Regions from separate parts of the Homo sapiens genome. Here region 1 is linked to region 2. The links are chromatin loops, found by intact Hi-C in ENCODE. Cell type or tissue: CD4-positive, alpha-beta T cell. All regions are shown on one strand. Each heading gives the region's core, and the rest is flanking DNA. Links, peaks and the distances in the headings are about the cores only.

Region 1 (10,075 bases), core at 1,178-9,177, 870 kb before region 2:
ATGCTAATAAAGTGCCAGGGAGAAAAGGAGGAAATACAAATTTTTCTACAGAAAGGAATTTAGAAAGATACCTAGGGGAGTTTGCTTAGATTGCTGTGAACAGCATACTATAAACTGGGGGGTAATTTGAGTCTGAGCAAACTGAAAGCTGAGAATTCAGGCTTCTTGTTCCATCCTTGTCCTATCAGGATTTAGAGTGGGGGACTAAAGAGCCAACTGGAAACTCTGAGCAGCTGGGCAGGGCTTATCAACTTTGAGCATCTTTATAGTGTGTTCTGGGGACATTGTTTCTTGGAGAATCCCCAAAGTTGGTATCATCAGGTCTTTCCCCTTAGGCTGGTCTGAATCACCAAGGAAGATACATCTAATCTCTTACAAGTGGGTAAAGTTCTGACTGGCTGCCAACCTTCTTGCAGCCAAAAGGAACAAGAAGCCTGATCTCTTACAAGTGGGTAAAGTTCTGACTGGCTGCCAACCTTCTTGCAGCCAAAAGGAACAAGAAGCCTGAGTTCTCAGCGTTCAGTTTGCTGAGACTCGAATCACCCCAGTTTATAGTATGCTATTCACAGCAGTCTGAGCAAACTCACGTAGATATCTTTCTAAATCCCTTTCTGTAGAAAAATTTGTATTTCTTCCTCTTTCCTCCTGGCACTTTATTAGCACTACTAGTATTGCACAGATTACACTATATTATGGTTTAAAATGTCTACTTCTTCAACTAGACTAAAGCTCTTTAGAGTAGATACAGAAATTAAACATGCCTGCATTTCCTAACACCTGGCATAAAGTCTGGTACTTGGTGGTGCTCAGTCATTATTCATTACTTTGGGTAGAATAAAAACATCTGAAGTGCCTTTATTTTATGGACAAGACTTCCTCTGAGGTAATAGCTATTTCTGGAATGCTGGATGTAGAGAAAGATTTGGAACACCTACAAAGTTATACCTAGTAAAGTTATTATAATTTATAACAGTTGGGTTCACTGGACATTTATGTATGTGGTAGCTTATACTTCTAATGTTATTTCTGAAACCGTTACAAAATTTATTCAGCAAGTGTTCATTGAATGTCTTCTAGGTGTTGGCCACTGTGCTAGACACTAGAACAAGACTGTAAGCTCAAACTGACCTAGTTCCTGCCACCACGGAGTTGACACGGCAGAGAGGAGTTTAAAGGTTTGGGGAAATAACTTGGTTCATGCCAGGTTTCAGAGATGTAAACAGTACGTGGCCTGTACCTTCTGCTTCATGGATGGGCACCGTGGGAGCACTGTGACACTGAGCTCTACCTCGGAGAGCCCAGGCAGCATGGTTGTTTTATAATGTCTCTTCTGGAGACATCTCTAGAATTTGAGTCATAAATGAGGCCCTCATGAGTACACTAAAAATGAGAAGAGCCTATGAAAACCTGGAAAATGTTTGGAAATCCAAAGATTTCTGAGTTTCAAAATGAACAAGAAAGGGCTCCTAGAAATCTAACACTACTAGGGAATATTTCTGTACTTGAGACAAAGTAAGAGAAACAGTCTTCCATGAACCAGAGACAACCTTAGGAATGCTGATCGTTCAGTAGAAAACAATTGCTACACCACAGGAGTCATCACATCAGGTTTCTCATCTCCAAATTGATTATAGATGTTCATTGTGCTGATCAGTAATGAGATTTTTACTTATTTAGTCAGAAAATATCTTTTCACACACATAGGTACTGGCAAACAGCGGTATCAAACTGTGACCATTGATTCTACTTTGCCATAGTCATTGTTTGGAGGACTAGAGCTGGGCTCTCTATTCCATGCTGGGTGTCTGCTTTGTCTCCTGGTGTGTACCATTGCCTCTCAGACCTGGTTTGGCACTGCTGACATCAGTCTCACCAAGACAGCCAGTTCTCAATTCAGCTTCAGTGTTGGATCTCCACTTGCTGAGGATTAGCTTCTGTCCTTCCTATACCAACTGCCTACCTGGTTAGCTTTCTGATTGCTTTGTGTGCTTGTCAATCTCCTTGTAGGTTTTTCTGCTTTTTCCTCATGACTGGCCCTCCCTGAAGTTAGTCACCTGCCCATCTATCTCTGGCATTATGTTATTATGTGAGGTCTCCCTTCCTTTGTGGACTCCTTCTTCCTTTTGCTGTTGGACCTGAGCCTAGCATCCGCCTCACCTCTACCACCCTCCTCAGTGCGATTAGTTTCTCTGGGCTCTCCCAGTCTAGCTTGTCCACCTATCACCCAAGATCTAGCACTGGAACCAGGAAGGGCAGGTTCCTGAGACAAAGAAGTTGATGTTGGCAGGCCCCTAGGGCTTTTCTGAGACAACAACAACCCATTTGTTGCCAGAATTCTGTGGACACTGAGACCTTCTGTAACATGAGGAATGTTTACGGTTTACATTGATGGGTGATGTAATGGTAGCTGCCTCTCAGAATGCAAGCGTTCTAAGCCATTAACTTACTTACAAATTACTCTGAACATTTTAATGTTCAGAGTAAAGTTTCAGAACCAAGAAGGTACAGGTTGTTCTGAAGTTGAAGAAGAAAAGAAGAGAAGGTACAGATTGTTCTAAAGTTAAAGAAGAAAAGAATAGGCAAACTTTCAAGGTCCAGTTAACTTAGAAAGTGTAGGTTCAGATTTAAGTGACACAGGCAGTCTATTCCAAAGTCTAACTTGCATGGAAGGTGTGGTTTTGGCTTGTGTCTATTGATCAGGTGAACTGTTAAGTTTCTTTCTTTCTTTTTTTCTTTCTTTTTTGAGATGATGGTCTTACTCTGCTGCTCATGCTGGAATGCAGTGGTGCCATCATAGCTCACTACAGCCCCAAACTCCTGGGCTCAAGCAATCCTCCCCATATTCTCCCACCTCAGCCTCCCGAGTAGCTAGGACTACAGGCATGCACCATAACTCCTGGATAATTTTTTATTTTTCATTTTTTGTAGAGACAGGGTCTCACTATGTTGCCCTGGTGGGTCTTAAACTGACATAAGTGATCCTCCTGCCTCAGCCTCCCAAAGTGCTGGGATTACAGGTGTGAGCCACTGCATCCAGCCAGGAATAAGTTTCTAGAACTTGAAAGACTCAAAAGAGGTTGGGGTTTAGAGTTCAGTTAGAGAAATTGTTATAGCCAAAAATATGGCTAGCAACTTGGCAATGCCAACCATCTTCACTATACCTACTTGTATTATACATAGGTAGATTCCTTGAGGTTTATTCATCTTAGGACCTGAAGGACTAGGATGTGTCCCTATTATCATATCCAAAATTTAGTGACTTAGAGATAATCTAATAATCTCTGATAATTCTTAAAAATGAAGAATTCAATGTCCAGAATCACTTAATTTGTAACACAGACAGTCACTTACAAGCTAAGCCTTTATCAGAGGCCCCCTGACTTCCCCACCTAGGATTTTTTTGTGTGTTTTTCAGGGTTGAAAGGGGATAGGGATATACTCACTATGTACCCACAATTTTTTTAATTAAAAAAAGAGAAAAGGGATGAGGGATGAGGATGAAGGAAGAGAGAAGTGAAATTCTGGCAGTGTAGAACATAAGGAATCACTTAGTAAAGATACAGAGTAAGAGTCAGTAGTATGTTGGTGATATGGTTAGGCTTTGTGTCCCCACCCAAATCTCATCTTGAATTGTAGTCTCCACATGTTGAGGGAGGGAAGTGATTGGATTCTGGGGGTGGTATCCCCCATACTGTTCTCATAATAGTGAATTTTCACGAGATCTGATGGTTTTATAAGTGTTTGACGGTACCTCCTATGCACACATTCTCTTCTTTCTCCCGCCACCACGTGAAGAAGGTTCTTACTTCTCCTTTGCTTTCCACCATGATTGTAAGTTTCCTGAGGCCTCCCCAGCCATGTGGAACTGTGAGTCAATTGAAGCTCTTTTCTTTATAAATCACCCAGTCTCAGGTAGTTCTTTATAGCACTGCGGAAACGGACTAATATACTTGGTATACAAAACTGGTATAGAATCAAGTTACATTTTGGAGAATACCAGGAAGAAGCATCTGAAAGGGCAATTGGAGTGTCAGAACCAGGTTAAGAGCAGGCTCTGTGGCACAATGGATAGTTCATTGGACTTTTGCCTACATTGAAAGAATGAGGTTAAGCTCAACAACTAATGCTGATGCTTTCGCTGGTTAGGCCTATAGGTGGAATTCATGAAGTTGGGGGAATACCTCACTAATTTTTAATTTTTCTAATTCTGAAGCCCAGGCTCACCTGATTGTGGCAGTGGGGAATGTCCAAAATATGTAGGACCGGGCAGGCCGGCAACTCAGGCTAATGCTGCTGTTTTAGGAGTGAATTTTTTCTCTGGTAAGCCTGTTTTTGCTCGTAAGGACTTCAACTGATTGGATGAGGCGCGCTCTCACATTATTGAAGACAATTTCCTTTTTTAAAGTCAATTAATTATAGTTGTTACCATATCTACAAAATATCACAACATCACCCTAGATTAGCGTCTGATTAAATAACAGGATAATATGGCCTAGCCAAATTGACACACACAGCCAATCATCACAGCAGGAAGGAAAAGTAGGATCCCCAGCAACTAGAGGTAAGGCAGAGTCAGTGCACTGCTATGAGTGCAAGTAGGCAATCAGAACCCAGAAACCCATAAAAATGGAAGGCACATAACAAATGATTAGATAAAAGCCATAGATCCTAGGAATCCCCTAAATTTGAGACAAATTATGACATAGGTTTGGTCTTTGTTTTTAAAAAATCATAATGATTCAACAGCAAAATACTTTGAAGAAGGAACCTGGTGGTATTTCACTTCTGAGATATCACTAAAAGAATTGTGCGTAAGTGACCAAGTCCCTTTGGTGGTCCTCCGACCTTATCTGTAAAATCCAAAAGTCTGATTAGAATAATGACAGGATGTTTGCAGAAAAGAATTTGAATGTAAAGTGTTTAGACTGCTCTGGGCTGCATATCAAATCACTAAGAGGGATATTTATTTATTTATTTGTTTGTTTGTTTGTTTGTTTATTTTGAGACAGTCTCACTTTGTTGCCCAGGCTGGAATGCAGTGGCATGATCTTGGATCACCACAACCTCTGCCTCCCAGGCGCAAGCGATTCTCAAGCTTCGGCCTCCCAAGTACCTGAGATTAGAGGCACCTGCCACCATGGCCAGCTAATTTTTGTATTTTTAGTAGAGATGGGGATTCACCATGTTGGCCAGGCTGGTCTCAAACTCCTGACCCCAGGTGATCCACCTGTCTCAGCCTTCTAAATTCTGGGGTTATAGGTGTGAGCCACCATGCCTGGCTAATTTTTGTATTTTTAGTAGACATGGAGTTTCACCATGTTGACTAGGCTGGTCTGGAACTCCTGACTCAGGTAATCCGCCCGTCTCAGCCTTCCAAGCCTTTCAAAGTGCTGGGATTACAGGTGTGAGCCACCACTCCCGGCCGGGATATTTTAAAAATACTGCTGCCTTAGCCAAAACTACAGAAGATCATTAAACTGAAGTGGAGCCTGGGCTTCAGAATTAGAAAAATAAAAACTTAAAAAAAAATACTTCTCTGAGTACTTCTAAGTTCATCCAGTGTGGAGAGTCAGGTGCCCAAATTATTCAAATTTTTTTTTATTCTGGTTTTTAAGCACATAATACTCCATGTGATTCCTGGAAAGAAATCTGCAAGAACCTGGATTTGGTTGTCTTTATGGCATCTTCTAGTTCTAAAATGAATTCCTTCTGTACCAACAACTAATGCTGATACTTTTGCTGGTTAGGGATATAGGTGGAATTGGTGAAGTGGGGGTATACTGGACCAAGGGAGTGATGGAAAAGATGAGCACAAACCCATAACGCCAGAAAAGGAAACGTGGCTCTCATGCTGCAGATTTATATTTTATTTATTTTTATTTTTTCATTTTTTTATACTTTTGAGACAGGATCTCACTCTTGTTGCCCAGGCTGGAGTGCAGTGGGGTGATCATGTGGCAGGCCAGGTCTCACAAACAGGCAGGCCTCCATAATAACTGTTTCAGCACTGACTGAATGGTTAGGTTAAATATTAAAGGCTGAGAGAGCCAGTGCCCTTACACAAAGTCCAGAACAAGTAACAAAGGCCCACCAAGACTCTTTCCCAGGCCTTCCTGGGCCTTGAAGCATGACAAGATAACGAAGGAATACTCACACTCCTTGTGACAAGACAGTCTTCGGGAGATTCCCAGCAGCTGCCGGGTGAGGTTTTCCTGGAGACTCTCCCCAGGGCTATCCCATGTGCAAAACCACACGTCCCTCTCCCTACTGGGGAATAACGGAGATCGGGGTGGACGCGCTCAAAGGGTAAAACCAGATTTATGCCAGGAGCCTATTATTTTCCCATCTGGGCTTGTTAAGCCATTTGCCTGGTACTGCCAGGGAAGCAATAGGGCTCGCTTATACACCTGCTTTGCATTTGGTTAAGATCAGGTTTTGAGTGGGTTTTGAGTCTGTTCTGCCCGAGTGCACCCCCTCTCTTGTCTTTGTCTGAAATCTGTCTCTGCTTGTTTGTGTATCTGTCATGGCTCACTGCAGCCTCAAACTCTGGCCTCAAGGGATCCTCACACCTCAACCTCTCCAGTAGCTGGGACTATTGGCATGCACCACCATGCCTGGCTAATTTTTGTTGTTGTTGTTATAGAGACAGAGTCTCCCTATGTTGCCCCGGCTGGTCTCAAATTCCTGGACTCAAGCAATCCTCTTCCCCCTGATTTTCAGAAATAGTGTCTAAATTCTATGATTTAGACATGTTTAGTTAGAGTAGTGATGCAGTCATTGTATTTATATTAGAATACATTCTTTTCATATTTTTTTTCTCACTGCTTTTAGGGTTGGAAGAGTTTAGTTAGTTAGAGTAGTGTTTTCCAAAGGGTGTACTGCAGTCTACAGGATTTTGATAATCTTTTCATTAGAGGAGTATTCAAGCTTTATTTAACCAAGGGGGTTGTCATAGAACTCATGTTCCATGGAACCAAACTTTGAGAATCACTGCCTTAGGGTCACTGAAACTAGAAGAGTTTAGCATCCACTATTTGCTAAAATTCTCTTTGACCAACACTATTATTAATTTAGCTTCTTTCATCACCAAACTGTAACCCCTTTTCAGCATGGAGTACACATGCTAGGATGCACCAGTCTAGATACATAAGAAAATAGTGAATTTAAATTGATTAGTGAAAATTGCTTGGATTTGGGGAGTTAGAAGTCTTGGGTATCAGTTCTAGTTCTGGCACCTAGTAAATAATTTTGAGCAATAAGTCATATATAATAACTTAATTTAAATAATCAGAGCCTTAATTTGCTCATCTAAAAACAAGAATAAAATGTTTATAAGGGATATTTTTAAGTTTGACTTGAGCTAATGTGTATAAAAACTTGTCAAATTGTGAACACTGTAAAAAGCAAGATATAATTATCACAGAACTAAGTACTTTATATTGGTTCAGCAGAGTTTCAGAATTTCTACTGTTGTCAAAGCACATGTTTTGCTATGTTGATTTTCAGCTGCTATGAAGTTTATAGAAAAGCGGAAAGTCTGAAATTTCTGTGACAAGGCTTTTTGTTCGGGGTTATTTTTAAAGAAAACAGAAGATCGGATTGCATTAAAATTTGATGATTGTGTTATTCTTGTTATATATGTCTTGACTAGTATTTAGTAAAAGTTATAAGGAAAAAAGGAGCAGTTGTCTGCAATATACTAGAAATGAACTTTAATCTTTTCACACGATTCTTATTACAACATTTTTTCCTCTCTCCAGATTGCCCAATCACTGAAGAGCTGTGATCTTCCTAAACAGTTAAAAGTCAGGCACAGCTATGTAACTCATACAGTTTCTCTTTGCCAGACTAGACTAAAGAAGGAGCACTAATTTATTCTGATAAAACAGGTCTATGCAGCTACCAGGACAATGGAATCTACGTTGACTTTAGCAACGGAACAACCTGTTAAGAAGAACACTCTTAAGAAATATAAAATAGCTTGCATTGTAAGTACAATTCTTATTTTTAGTCTTTCTAGTTTTGTGACAAATGTTAAAAGTATATGATTTCCCATTTACATTTCTTTGTGTTGCTATTAAAATGTAAACTTTTAAGTAACTGTATTCAGTATTATCCCTTATGAAAACTCTAATGCAAATTAATATCTTAAATCATATTTTACACGTAAGAAATTTGAGTAACAACAAGTTAACATTACGTTAAACTCAAAAGTTGGAATCCATGACAGAACGCTTTGTGGCGCTGATTTTTTGCATGATTATAACTACCTCTCAATCACTTTTTTATTGCATGAGTATTTTAAGACAAGAAAGTGAGAAATTAAAATCATTGTACCCTATTATTTGCTGAACCAACAATTGTATCCTATTTTACTTCACTCCTAGAGATAGTCTCTTTTGCCTATTTTCTCTCTCTTGTCATTTCATGTGGTAAGATCTGCCACCCCCCCTCACCCCCCAAATAAATTTTCCTTGATTTTATTTTCTTTTTTCTTTTTTTTAATTTTAAATTTTTTTCTTTTTCTTTTTACTCCAGAAATACGCTTATCCATTTCCTTGATTTTATTACTCTCTCTTTTCCCTTTGCCATCAAACTTTTGGGGTAAAGAGGGCTCATTTCATTGCTTCAGTTTTCTCAGCCCCCAACCATTCCTTTGTGCTCTGGCTTTGTTTCTACTGTACTGAGTCCCTGACTCAAAAGTCAGTCCTCCTCGTCCTTCATCCACTTGAGTGTTCATAACAACAATAACTTCCTGGTACTTTCTCATTCTGAATTATTCTCTCCCCTTGCTTCTACCATGACATTGACATTTTCATTTTATGACTTTTTTCCTTATCTGCATTCTTAGCCAACAATTTATCTTTATTCTCATGAAAATTACAACACAAGCTTCACTAAACCCTATCTAAGATCTCTTAAGAAATCTCATGTTCTCTAATAGTCTTTTTAATTTTAATTTTATTTTTGAGACAGGGTCTCTCTCCTTTGGGATCTCACCTCACCACAACCTCTGTTTCCCAGGCTCAAGTGATCCTCCTGCCTCAGCCTCCTGAGTAGCTTGGACCACAGGCACATGCCACAAGGCTCAGCTAAGTTTTTGTGAGTTTTTTTCTTTCTTTTCTTTTTTTTGTAGAGACTGGGTTTCACCATGTTGCCCAGGCTGGTCTCAAACTCCTGGATCAAGTGATCTACCTGCCTCGGCCTCCCAAAGTGCTGGGACTACAGGCATGAACCACTGCACCTGGCCTCTAGTGTTTTCCTCAGCCAAGAATTCCAAGTAATCCACCAGCTCTGACTTTTTGCCCAGCCTCTGTCACACAATTTCTTTTTTTTTTTAATTTTATTATTTTGGTAATATGTGTATTTTTAGAGACTGGGTCTCGCTATGTTGCCCAGGCTGGTCTTGAACCCTGGGCTCAAGTGATCCTCTCATTCAGCCTCTTGAGTAGCTGGGGACTATGTGTGTGCCCCAGTGCACTAGCCTGTTTCAAATGCCTGCTTCCTGACTCCTGACTCAGTACCTTACACCAAAACTAATTGCATTATTTTTTCACACCAATCTTGCCGCAGCTTTTCCCTATATCCCATATTTTAAGGTCACCGCTATTCTCTGTCTCTCCAGAATTGTTTCAAGAAGTAAATAAAATAATGTAAAACAATGTGTGTAAGTATTAAGCCTAGTAACAAAGTAAATCCTCAATATATTCCATTTATTCTTTATCCTTCTGAGAATTTCAATTTCAGAGTGCTCTTTATAGCTCTTATGCTAATATATATATATATATATATTTTTTTTTTTTTCTCTCTCTCTTTTTTTTGGAGACATGTTCTCGCTCTGTTGCCCAGGCTGGAAGACAGTGGCATGATCATGGCTTGCTGCAGCAACTCAGGCTCCAACTTTGGCTCAAATGATCTTCCCATCTCAGCCTCCCGAGTAGCTGGGACTTCAAGCATGTTTATTATATTTATCCTAGCTTATCAATTCAGGAAATTATAAAATCTTCCACAGCAAAATTTGTGCATCATTAATTTCCCTTCTTTGTATCTCTCTAGTGGTTTTTGAGTATATATA
Region 2 (10,075 bases), core at 1,280-9,279:
ATGTTTGATATCTCCACTTAGATATCTAAATGATATCTCAAAATATACTTAGTCAAAACAAAACTCTCCCCTACTTGTCCTGAACTGTAGTCCCTCCCGTTTCAGTACACACTTGCCACCACCTAGTCGGTTGCTCAATGCAAAAACTATGGAGTCATCTTTAACTCCTTCCTTCCTCTACCATCCCTACCCACATGCATCAGCAAGTCCCGCTGGCTCTACCTCCAAAACACACTCATTGCTTCTCTCCATCCCCACTGCCATCACCCTGGTGCAAGCCAGCATCCGAGCTCTCCCCAGACCTCTGTGATGACCAGCATACCTCCCTGCTATTCCCTCAATGTCTATTTTCTAAGCAGCAGCCAAAGTAATTTTTTCACAGTGTAGATCTGATTATGTCTCTCCTCTGCTTAAATGCCTCCAGTGATTTCCACTGCCTCTTAAAATGAAATCTAAACTTCCTGAACCACCTGCAAGGCCCCAGCTGACCCGCCAGACCCCTCTGGTTTCATCTCCTGGCACTCTTGCCCCAGATGCTGTGCTTCAGCCACACTAGCTTTTTCCCTTTTCCCTATTTTCTGAGTATTTCAAGCCCAGGTCTGCTTTTGAATTTTTAATGCTAGTTATTCCTTCTGTCTGAAATGCCCTTTCTCTGAATCTTCTCACTACCAGTCCCTCCTCATCCTCATTCAAAGACCATCTAAAGTAAAGGTAGCTTCCCCAGTCACTTGCTCTCACCTCACTTTCACTATATTTTCTTTACAGAAAGTTAAGTTGCTCATTATTTCTCCTTACTACACTGTAAACTACAATGAGAGCAGGACCTTATAGATTGTTTACTGCTACATTCCTACAGTTTGGAACAGTATCTAGCAAGTACTATGTATCCCAAAAATTATTTGTTGAATGAATCACAATAGAATATCAAAATTAAAACCCTCTTAGTCTGAACCATTATTCCTATGTTTAAAATTCTTATTAATAAGTCTGAGAAATATCTGACCATCCTTTTTCTGGTCACTGATAAGGAATCTCATTCCTCCTGAGGGAGGCAATTCTACCTTAACAACTTGGATTATTCAAAAGCCCTTCCTCCTTCTCAAGGTGAAATCTGACTACCTGTAGCTTCCGTACATTTGTGGAGGCCCCTATGTTCATGCAGGACATATGGCTTCTGTTTCACATATGACAGTGATTCAAACATCTGCAGATGGTGACTGTACCTTCACCTGCATGAACAGTCCCTGTCTTTTTTTTTTTTTTGAAATGGAGTTTTGCTCTTGTTGCCCAGGCTGGAGTTCAATGGCGTGATCACTGCAACCTCCGCCTCCCAGGTTCAAGCGATTCCCCTGCCTCTGCCTCCCAAGTAGCTGGGATTACAGGCATATGCCACAACAGGCCCAGCTAATTTTGTATTTTTAGTAGAGACAGGGTTTCTCCATGTTGGTCAGGCTGGTCTCGAACTCCTGACCTCCCGTGATCTGCCTGCCTCGGCCTCCCAAAGTGCTGGGATTACAGGTGTGAGCCACCATGCCCTGCCAACAGTCCCAGTCTTCTTAACAGCTCTTCACATAGACTGTGGAGTATCATAGCCAGACCTTCACATGATCCAATACTGCCCCGGATGTACTCGCACACTTAGCTACCAACCTGCCATAAATATTCAACTCTGGCCCAATCTGTCACTTCTCATCCTCTGGATCAACTGATCTCTTTCTTAGGGAACATGGCCTGATTTAAGTCAACTCTTTTCTCCTTCCAGTTCATGTTCACACACAATCTTCAATCCATGTATCTTTCATACTACCTACTGCTTGCTACTTCTACAATCTCAGTACAGGACAGTCATTCCTCATCCTCAATTCCTAACACTGTTTAGCTTTCCCAACACAGGATGCTTATCCTCTTCTTTGGAGAAAGGCCTCTTGGCCTCCTTTCTTGCATAAAGGTCCTAATTTTCCACATATGTAATTAGAATTATAAACTTCCTTAATTTTTGCACAGGTAGCCAGATACACTTGGGGCAGACCAGTGCTATTTCTAACCAGCAGCAAGGGAGCCATTAAAAAAAAAAAAGAAAAGGAAAGAGGCTCTTCTGTGGCCACCATCAGAACAGATCTGATGCCAGAGGAGCAAAGCAGAGCCAACGCCGGTGGCCTGTGACAAACTGCAGCAGTTCTCAATGTACCATTCCTACAGTCCCTGCTGTGGACAACGTGGTGCCTGGCACTGTGCACTTCCTTGTTCTTCCAGAAATAGGTAAAAAACCCAGAAATCACCCCAAATCAGAATAAGGGTTATTTTATACCACTGTGCACAGCAGCACCTTTTTAGAGTCTAGTTTTATTCTCTTTGCTCCTAAAACACACTAGCATCTCATTTAAATAATTCAGGTAGAGGAACAGCTGTTGAGGAGTTAATGATTAGATAAAGAAACAGAGTATGGTCATTTGAAAACACTATTTCTGCAATGTGTTAACATTCTGTTAAAAAGAATAGCCTTGTAAGGAACTAGGCTGAAGAATAAAACTATATTAACATACTCCGAAGGATGAAAGAGTTCAGGTAATGCCCCGAGGGCCAAACCCTGAGAGCAAGACTAGAATCACCCAAGGTATCTGATTAACCATAATTTACAAACAAAAAAAAGTAAAAAAAAATAAAAAAATAAAAACCTATCCACTCAAATCTGCTATAATGATTTTTTTAATACATATCCTGACGATGAATACTTCCGAATGAAGTGCCACACTGCATCAGTCTACTGGTAATCTATCTCTGACAAGTATAGCAAAGAATAATTTGGCCGGGCGCGGTGGCTCACGCCTGTAATCCCAGCACTTTAGGAGGCTGAGGCGGGAGGATCACGAAGTCAGGAGATCGAGACCATCCTGGCTAACACGGTGAAACCCCGTCTCTACTAAAAATACAAAAAATTAGCCGGGCGTGGTGGCGGGCGCCTGTAGTCCCAGCTACTGGGGAGGCTGAGGCAGGAGAATGGTGTGAACCTGGGAGGCGGAGCTTGCAGTGAGCCAAGATCGTACCACTGCACTCCAGCCTGGGCGACAGAGTGAGGCTGTCTCTAAAAAAAAAAAAGAATATGTGGGGAATGCAGGTCTGATTTTCTAAAATACCTTCCTCAATAGATTAAAACGTCCTCTCCTTAGTTCCTCTTGCTCCTTAATAAGGTACCACATACTTGCCCATCATAAGATTAACCTAATCCATATCCAGTCAGATTTTATTTTTAATAAACTTTATGTTCCTTAAGCCCTTGGTAGTGCTACCTGGTTCCAAACCTATGAGACTGAGTCATCAGGTCTCATCATCTCATCTAGAACCAGATAGCTTTAAAGCAGATATAAGAATCCATTATCCTTTTAAATCTTTATTTTATTTAATGAAATAATGTATTATGTGCCTGGCCCTGACTTCCTATAGAAAAATGCAGTAAGTGTTATCTCAAATATAATTCTCTTGCATTCATTCTAAAGAGTTCGAGCCCTTTAAAACCTGTTGTTAGAGGAATGCTCCTCCCTCTCTCAATCAGCAGAGTTGTCCTTTTATGAACCTCCACCAAGTTCAGTTAAGAGTGGATACAAATAGTGAAGTCCATTTAAAACTCAACTCACAACACTGTGTGATCTTCTGGATGTTAGAAGAGATCCTCTGGGCCAACTGGGCGGGGTCACCACCAACTCCTGGAGTGTAAGACATGGTTGATGTTCTTATTCGCTAATTTCATCAGATGCTGTGCAGTTTTCTAAGCAGTCACCTAAATAATATAAAAGTCACACAGATATATTTTTTAAGTTACTGGCTTACATTTTCCAAATTAACAATCTGTGAAGTTACAAGGACAAACTTGATTAATCTAATAGAGTTGAAATCTGGCAAAGTGACACATCAAATAGCAAAACTCTCATGTCTACTAAAAAAAAAAAAACTGGACTTCAAAGGACAGAGTCATGTTAAACACATCAAACAATTAAAATAAGGTTCAAATTGCATATTTCCTTTGAAAACGTCTTTGATCTCTTCAAGAAAAATTATTAAATCCCTTACCTGTATATAATTTTAGTTGTTTACATATTTTTTCCTTAACTAAACTCCAAACAATTATAAGGCAGGGCCCACATGCTTATTTATCTTTCTCCAATATTTAAAACAACTCTTAGCACAAACAGGCATTTAAATATTTATTAAATGGAACACAGACTTCAGGCTATCCCCAGAAATTTCACTGTATTAGGTTGTGCAAAAGTAATTGCAGTTTTTACCATTACTTTTAATTGTGGTTTTTGCCATTAAAAGTAATGGTAAAAATGGCAATTACTTTTGTACCAACCTTAATATCTAATTTAACACACACACAGGACCTGCTCAGGAATGTATGATTAATAGGGCTCTAATTTTAATGGAAAAGGTTAAATCTGAAATAGCAGAGCCAACTACTGCGAAGCAAATGTCATATAAAATGTTTATCAAACCTTCCTGACAGAGGAAGGAGAACGAATGACTCTCCCCTTTCAGCAGCCAGCATCTCAGAATAGAAGAGACACTGAGATACTGCCACAGGAGGCAGGTGAGATGACATTCTCTACCTCTTCAATCCACACCACTCCAATCAGGGTTTGGAAAGAAGGTTGAAAAGGAATGTCCCTGCATACAGAACTGCGCACAGCAAAGAATTTCAACTACCGCCACCCCATCTTTTCCATGAATATGCACTGGAATACTGCAAAATTGTTGGTGGTCAATTTGTAAGCTAGCTCTCTACTAAGAGCCTGGTACATGCCCAGCATTAAACTAAGCACCTGGGAGATGCAAACAAAACAAAACACACTGACACAGTATCTGCTCAAATCAAGTTTGTCATTTAGGAGGAAGGATAAAGTTAATAATGCAAACCAACAAAAAACCCCACAAATCCATAAAAGATCACGTGCTAGGCTAAAATGAGAAGGGCTACAAAAAGAAAAAATGACCATCATCCTTGTCTGGAAAGAATTTATGAAATAGAAACATAGGATTTGGATGCTTGGTTATGACCAGTATGCAGAACAACAAAGGCAAGGACGTGAAGGCTGGGGTGGAGAGACCCAGAGCACGTGGAAAGGCCACATGCAGTATGGTATTTACAAAAGGAAGGGAAGGTTCCTGGCCAACCCTGGATCAGATGATTCACAGCTGGGACAAGGGGAAAACAACATAAAGGGAAAGAGAGGAATGGCCTAACATTTCTCGCACATCTGCGACACAAAAAGTATTTCACAGACTAATTTTTTCACAACCTCCTTCAATTAAGTGGCATTATTCTTGTTTTAATGATGAGCAAACAGCGGGCTTATTATGATTAAGTAATGGTAACCCAACCCACCCACAGGTGGAGGTGAGATTCAGTCCCAGGGTTCTGATGCCAAGGCTATCCATGCTTGCTACCACATAGAACTAATGCCACAGAAGATTTCTGGTAGAGAAGAAGCCACAGTGAAGTATGTGTCTTTGCTCTAAGGGACAGTGTTGGCAGGAAGTACAACAGCTGAACTGTTGAGACCATTAGAACAGTACTGGTTCTATGCCTGGAACTCTGGTGCACTTTGAATGTGCCTGGCCACGCTGAAAGTCCTGGTGGCTTTTAGATATTCTCCAACTTCCCTCTCAGGTACAGCTGATCTATTCTGGGCTCTCTGGGTCTCACCAAATCCTAGAGATGGATCCAAAAGCAATTTCATTAAAGGGTAAATTCAAACCTAAAGTCAGACAGCTGGACCACTACAGTGGGGAGACAGGAATAAACTTCCTTCCAGGTAGCCTTGGACTTGGGCCCAGACAGAACAAGAGTAGACATGGGGATTCAATGACACCAACACCATCCGGAACATCCTTGAAACCATGCAATTTTAAATGCATCTCCAAGTCACTTAAAAAAAAAAAAAAAAAAAAAAAAACACAGGTTTTGAATAGCCAAAGCAATTTTAAGAAAAAGAACAAAGCTGGAGGCATCTCATTGCCTGACCTCAAATTATACTAAAAGGGTATAGTAACTAAAACAGCATGATATTCATATAAAAACAGACACATAGAACAATGGAATGGAATAGAGAAGTCAGAAGTAAAGTCACATATCTACAGTCAATTGATCTTTTTGACAAAGTTGACAAAAACATACACTGAGGAAAGGACGCCCTTTTCAATACATGGTGCTGGGAAAATTGGATCGCCCCATGCGGAAGAGTGAAACTGGACCCTTATCTGTCAACATATAAAAAAAAAAATCGACTCAAGATGGATTAAAGACTTAAAAGTAATACCTAAAACGATTAAAATACTAAAAGAAAATATAGGGAAAACTCTTCTGGACATTGGTTTAGGAAAAGAATTTATGACTAAGACCTCAAAAGCACAGGCAACAAGACAAAAAACAGACAAAATGAGATTTAATTAAACTAAAAAGCTTTTGCACAGCAAAAGAAATAATAAACAGAATGAACAGACAACCTGCAGAATGGGAGAAAAATATCTGCAAACTACACATCCAACGAGATTAATATCCAGAATTTACAAGAAACTCAAACAACTCAACAAAAAACCCCACAAATAACCCCATTAAAAAGGGGGCAAAGCACATGAATAGACATTTTTCAAAAGAAGACATACAAATGGCCAAGAAGCACATGAAAAATGTTTAACATCAGTAAGCACCAGATAAATGCAAATTAATACCACAATGAGACATCATCTCACAACAGTCAGAATGGCTATTAAAAATTCATCCACAAACACATCTTGAACGGAAAAAAAAGAAAAAAAGTCAAACAAGTACAGATGTTGGCAAGAATGCAGAGAAACAGGAACACACACACTGTTGGTGAGACTGTAAAGTAGTACAACCTCTACAGAAAACAGCATGGCAAGTCATCAAAGAACTAAAAATAGAATTAATATTTGATCCAGTAACCTCGTTACTGGGTATCTACCCAAAAGAAAAAAAAAACCATTATACCAAAAAGATAATCTGCACTCATATGTCTATTGTAGCAATATTCACAAGAACAAAGATTTGGAATTAACCTAAGTGCCCATCAAGTGTCTATTAACATTCCTGAATGGATAAAGAAAATGTAGTGTATATAAATGCAATGGAATACTATTCAACCTTAAAAAAGACTGAAGTTATGTCTTTCACAGCAACACAGATGAACTGGAGGCCATTATCTTAAGTGAAATGACTCAGAAAAAAGTCAAATGCTGCATGTTCTCACTTGTAAGTGGAACCTAAATAATGTGTACACATGGACAGAGAGTGGAATAAGAAGACATTGGAGACTCAAAAGGATGGGAGGGTGAGGGATGAGAAATTACTTAATGCGTACAATGTACATTATTCAGGTGATGATTACACTAAAAGCCCAGACTTCACGCTATGCAATATAACCATGTAACAAAACTGCATGTGCACCCCTTAAATTTATATAAATAAAATGGCTTTATTGAGATATAATTTATTGAGATATGGCAATACAATACACCTACTTGAAGTACACAAGCCAATGGTTTTTAATATATTTACAACATTGTACAATCATCACTTTTAGAACATTTCTATTACGCTAAAAGGAAAGTTTGTAATCATTAGCAATCGCTCTCCATTTCTCCCCAACCTCACTGGCCAAAGGTGACTACTAATCTACTTTGTATCTTTATAGCTTTGCTATTCTGGACATTTCATAGGAATGGAATCATACAATGTGTTCTTCGAGACTAGCTTCTTTCTCTTAGTATGCTTCCAAAGTCCATCTGTGCTGTATCATATATCAGTCCTTCATTCCTTCATTATTGCCAAATAATATTCCTTCATTATTGCCAAATAATATTCCAAGGTATGGAGAAAGACAATTTTCTCTTGGTTCAATGACATCTTCCTTTCTCCTTTCCCTCTATCAAGTAGATCTCTGGAAAAACTGGCTTACAAGCCAAAACAAACACATTGAATGAAAAAATGTTCAGTTTGTTATTCATGTAATCTCTGGGGATGCTCCTCCATATACATGGTTCCATTTTAATCTATACCTGAATGAGTCGCACATCCATGTCTCCAGCTCGTACCCTTGGCTTTCTCTCGTGTCTACATGTCTGTGAAGCTACAAGAACTCAGCCATTGCCTGTGCGGCACACCATGGAAGTAGCAACTGGAAATTTCTACTTTGGGCAAGACACTTAGCATTTGGGCCCACTGCCAGAATCAAAATGAGATAATGCACATCCAGAGAACAAATGCTTTTCCACCCTACACAGAGGAAAGTTATGATCTGTTCTTGCAGCTGCAGGACCAGCATCAGCACAAGACCAAGAGAAACTCATCACCTGTCTCAAAACCATGCAAGCACACCTGAGGCCTACTCTCTCTCCCATAAAGAGTTCCATCAAGTCAAGGACAGTATTCTACAGCATTTTCCTTACCCTTAAAACTCACACCAGTGTAGCCCAAGTCTTCTCACTGTTTTCTTTCAAGGCCACCTTTTTTCCTCTCTGGAAAATCAATCACTTAGTCACAAACACAATCAATTTTCTTCATCCCTTTCCTCAAGCTACTAAATGTGAGAAAGTTCCTGCTGGTGAGACAATTGGCAAGTGGCTTCATTCACCCAAAGAGGTGCTACTTAGATTGACTGGAATTATGAGTTTTGTTTTACTTTTTCTTTGTTTGGCGTTGTTGTTGTTTGAGACAGGAGCACCCAGGCTGGAGTGCAGTGGTGTGATTACGACTCACTGCAGCCCTGACTTCCAGGCTCAGGCAATCCTCCCATCTCAGCATCCCGAGTAGCTGGGTCCACAGGCACCTGCCACCACATCCCACTAATTTTTTGATTTTTTTATAGAGATGGGGGTCTCACTTTGTTGCCCAGACTGGTCTTGAACTCCTGGGCTCATGCGATCCTCCAGTCTCAGCCTCCCAAAGTGCTGGGATTACAGGTTTGAGCCACTGTATCTAGCCAGGAATCATGTGTGAAGAATGAAAAGCAATTTGCAAAAGATAGAGAAGAAAGATGTGTAAAATAAAACAAAGTTAACAATGGCCAACACTCATCCAGGACTTACATTTCCTAAGCATTGTGCTTATGACTTTTAAATTTATTTTCTCAGTTAATTCTTATAAGCCTATCATGTGGGTATAATTGCTAATGTGATTTTTTTACATGAAGAAACTGAGGCATATCATTATGCCTCATTATCATTATAAGCAAAGGAGCAAATATTTGAAAATAACCACAGAGCCGACATTTTTTAAACACTAAGCCATACTGCTTCCTTGTATAACAAAATTGAGGGCAGGTGAACTCAGTTAGAAAAACCAAATTTGGGCTGGGCGCGGTGGCTCACGCCTGTAATCCCGGAACTTTGGAAGGCCAAGACAGGCAGATGACAAGGTCAAGAGATTGAGACCATCCTGGCCAACATGGTGAAATCTCATCTCTACTAAAAAAATTAACTGGGTGTGGTGGCATGCGCCTGTAGTGCCAGCTACTCAGGAGGCTGAGGCAGGACAATCGCTTGAACCCAGGAGGCGGAGGTTGCAGTGAGCCAAGATCACGCCACTGCACTCCAGCCCGGCGACAGAGCGAGACTCGTCTCAAAATAACATAACATAACATAACATAACATAACATAACATAACATAACATAACATAACATAACATAAAATAAAAAAAGACAAAAGAAAAACCAAATTTACCACTTTTCTGCATGCCCCATATGAAGTTTTGCTATTCCCACTCCTAAGATGAAGGAATATGTTTGGGATAACTACATGAGTTGATCAAGGTAACACAGAGGAATAGCTTACTCCTTTTCTCTATTATTCTGCTAATAAGTGGTATCTAAAAGGCAACAACAGTTGGCTCTTTTGATAATGAGACACACAAAGGAAAGGAACCAAATGGTTGTCTTTAAAAAATATATATACAAGCATAGACAGACAGGATAGGTAACTACAAATTGATTAAAAGCTTATGATCTCTGCATATAGGCTAAATGGATGCTGAGTTATTCAGATGTCTGCTTTCCACATCAG

The links. A loop is a pair of places that touch in the nucleus more often than their neighbours do. Peaks named below come from ENCODE experiments on the same cell type or tissue, not always from the same donor. Only the 100,000 strongest peaks of a DNase experiment are listed, where the experiment ranks them.
Region 1: it touches region 2 in a loop (4-fold over the local background); 5 of 110 quality-filtered maps call a loop at or near these places.

Annotation. Positions count from the first base shown.
Region 1 is chr6:131,629,475-131,639,549 of GRCh38, forward strand. ENPP3 (ectonucleotide pyrophosphatase/phosphodiesterase 3) reads left to right here and starts at 7,828. Exons shown (of 25, transcript NM_005021.5): 1 at 7,828-7,988. The coding sequence starts at 7,911. RefSeq lists a silencer at 6,467-6,556. In CD4-positive, alpha-beta T cell, for the core only: no CTCF peak of the experiment used is centred there; no DNase peak of the experiment used is centred there.
Region 2 is chr6:132,499,814-132,509,888 of GRCh38, forward strand. It overlaps STX7 (syntaxin 7), which reads right to left. Exons shown (of 10, transcript NM_003569.3): 2 at 3,633-3,775. The coding sequence starts at 3,717. Among named protein-coding and RNA genes, the nearest start is that of STX7, 8.3 kb to the right of the region's middle. In CD4-positive, alpha-beta T cell, for the core only: no CTCF peak of the experiment used is centred there; no DNase peak of the experiment used is centred there.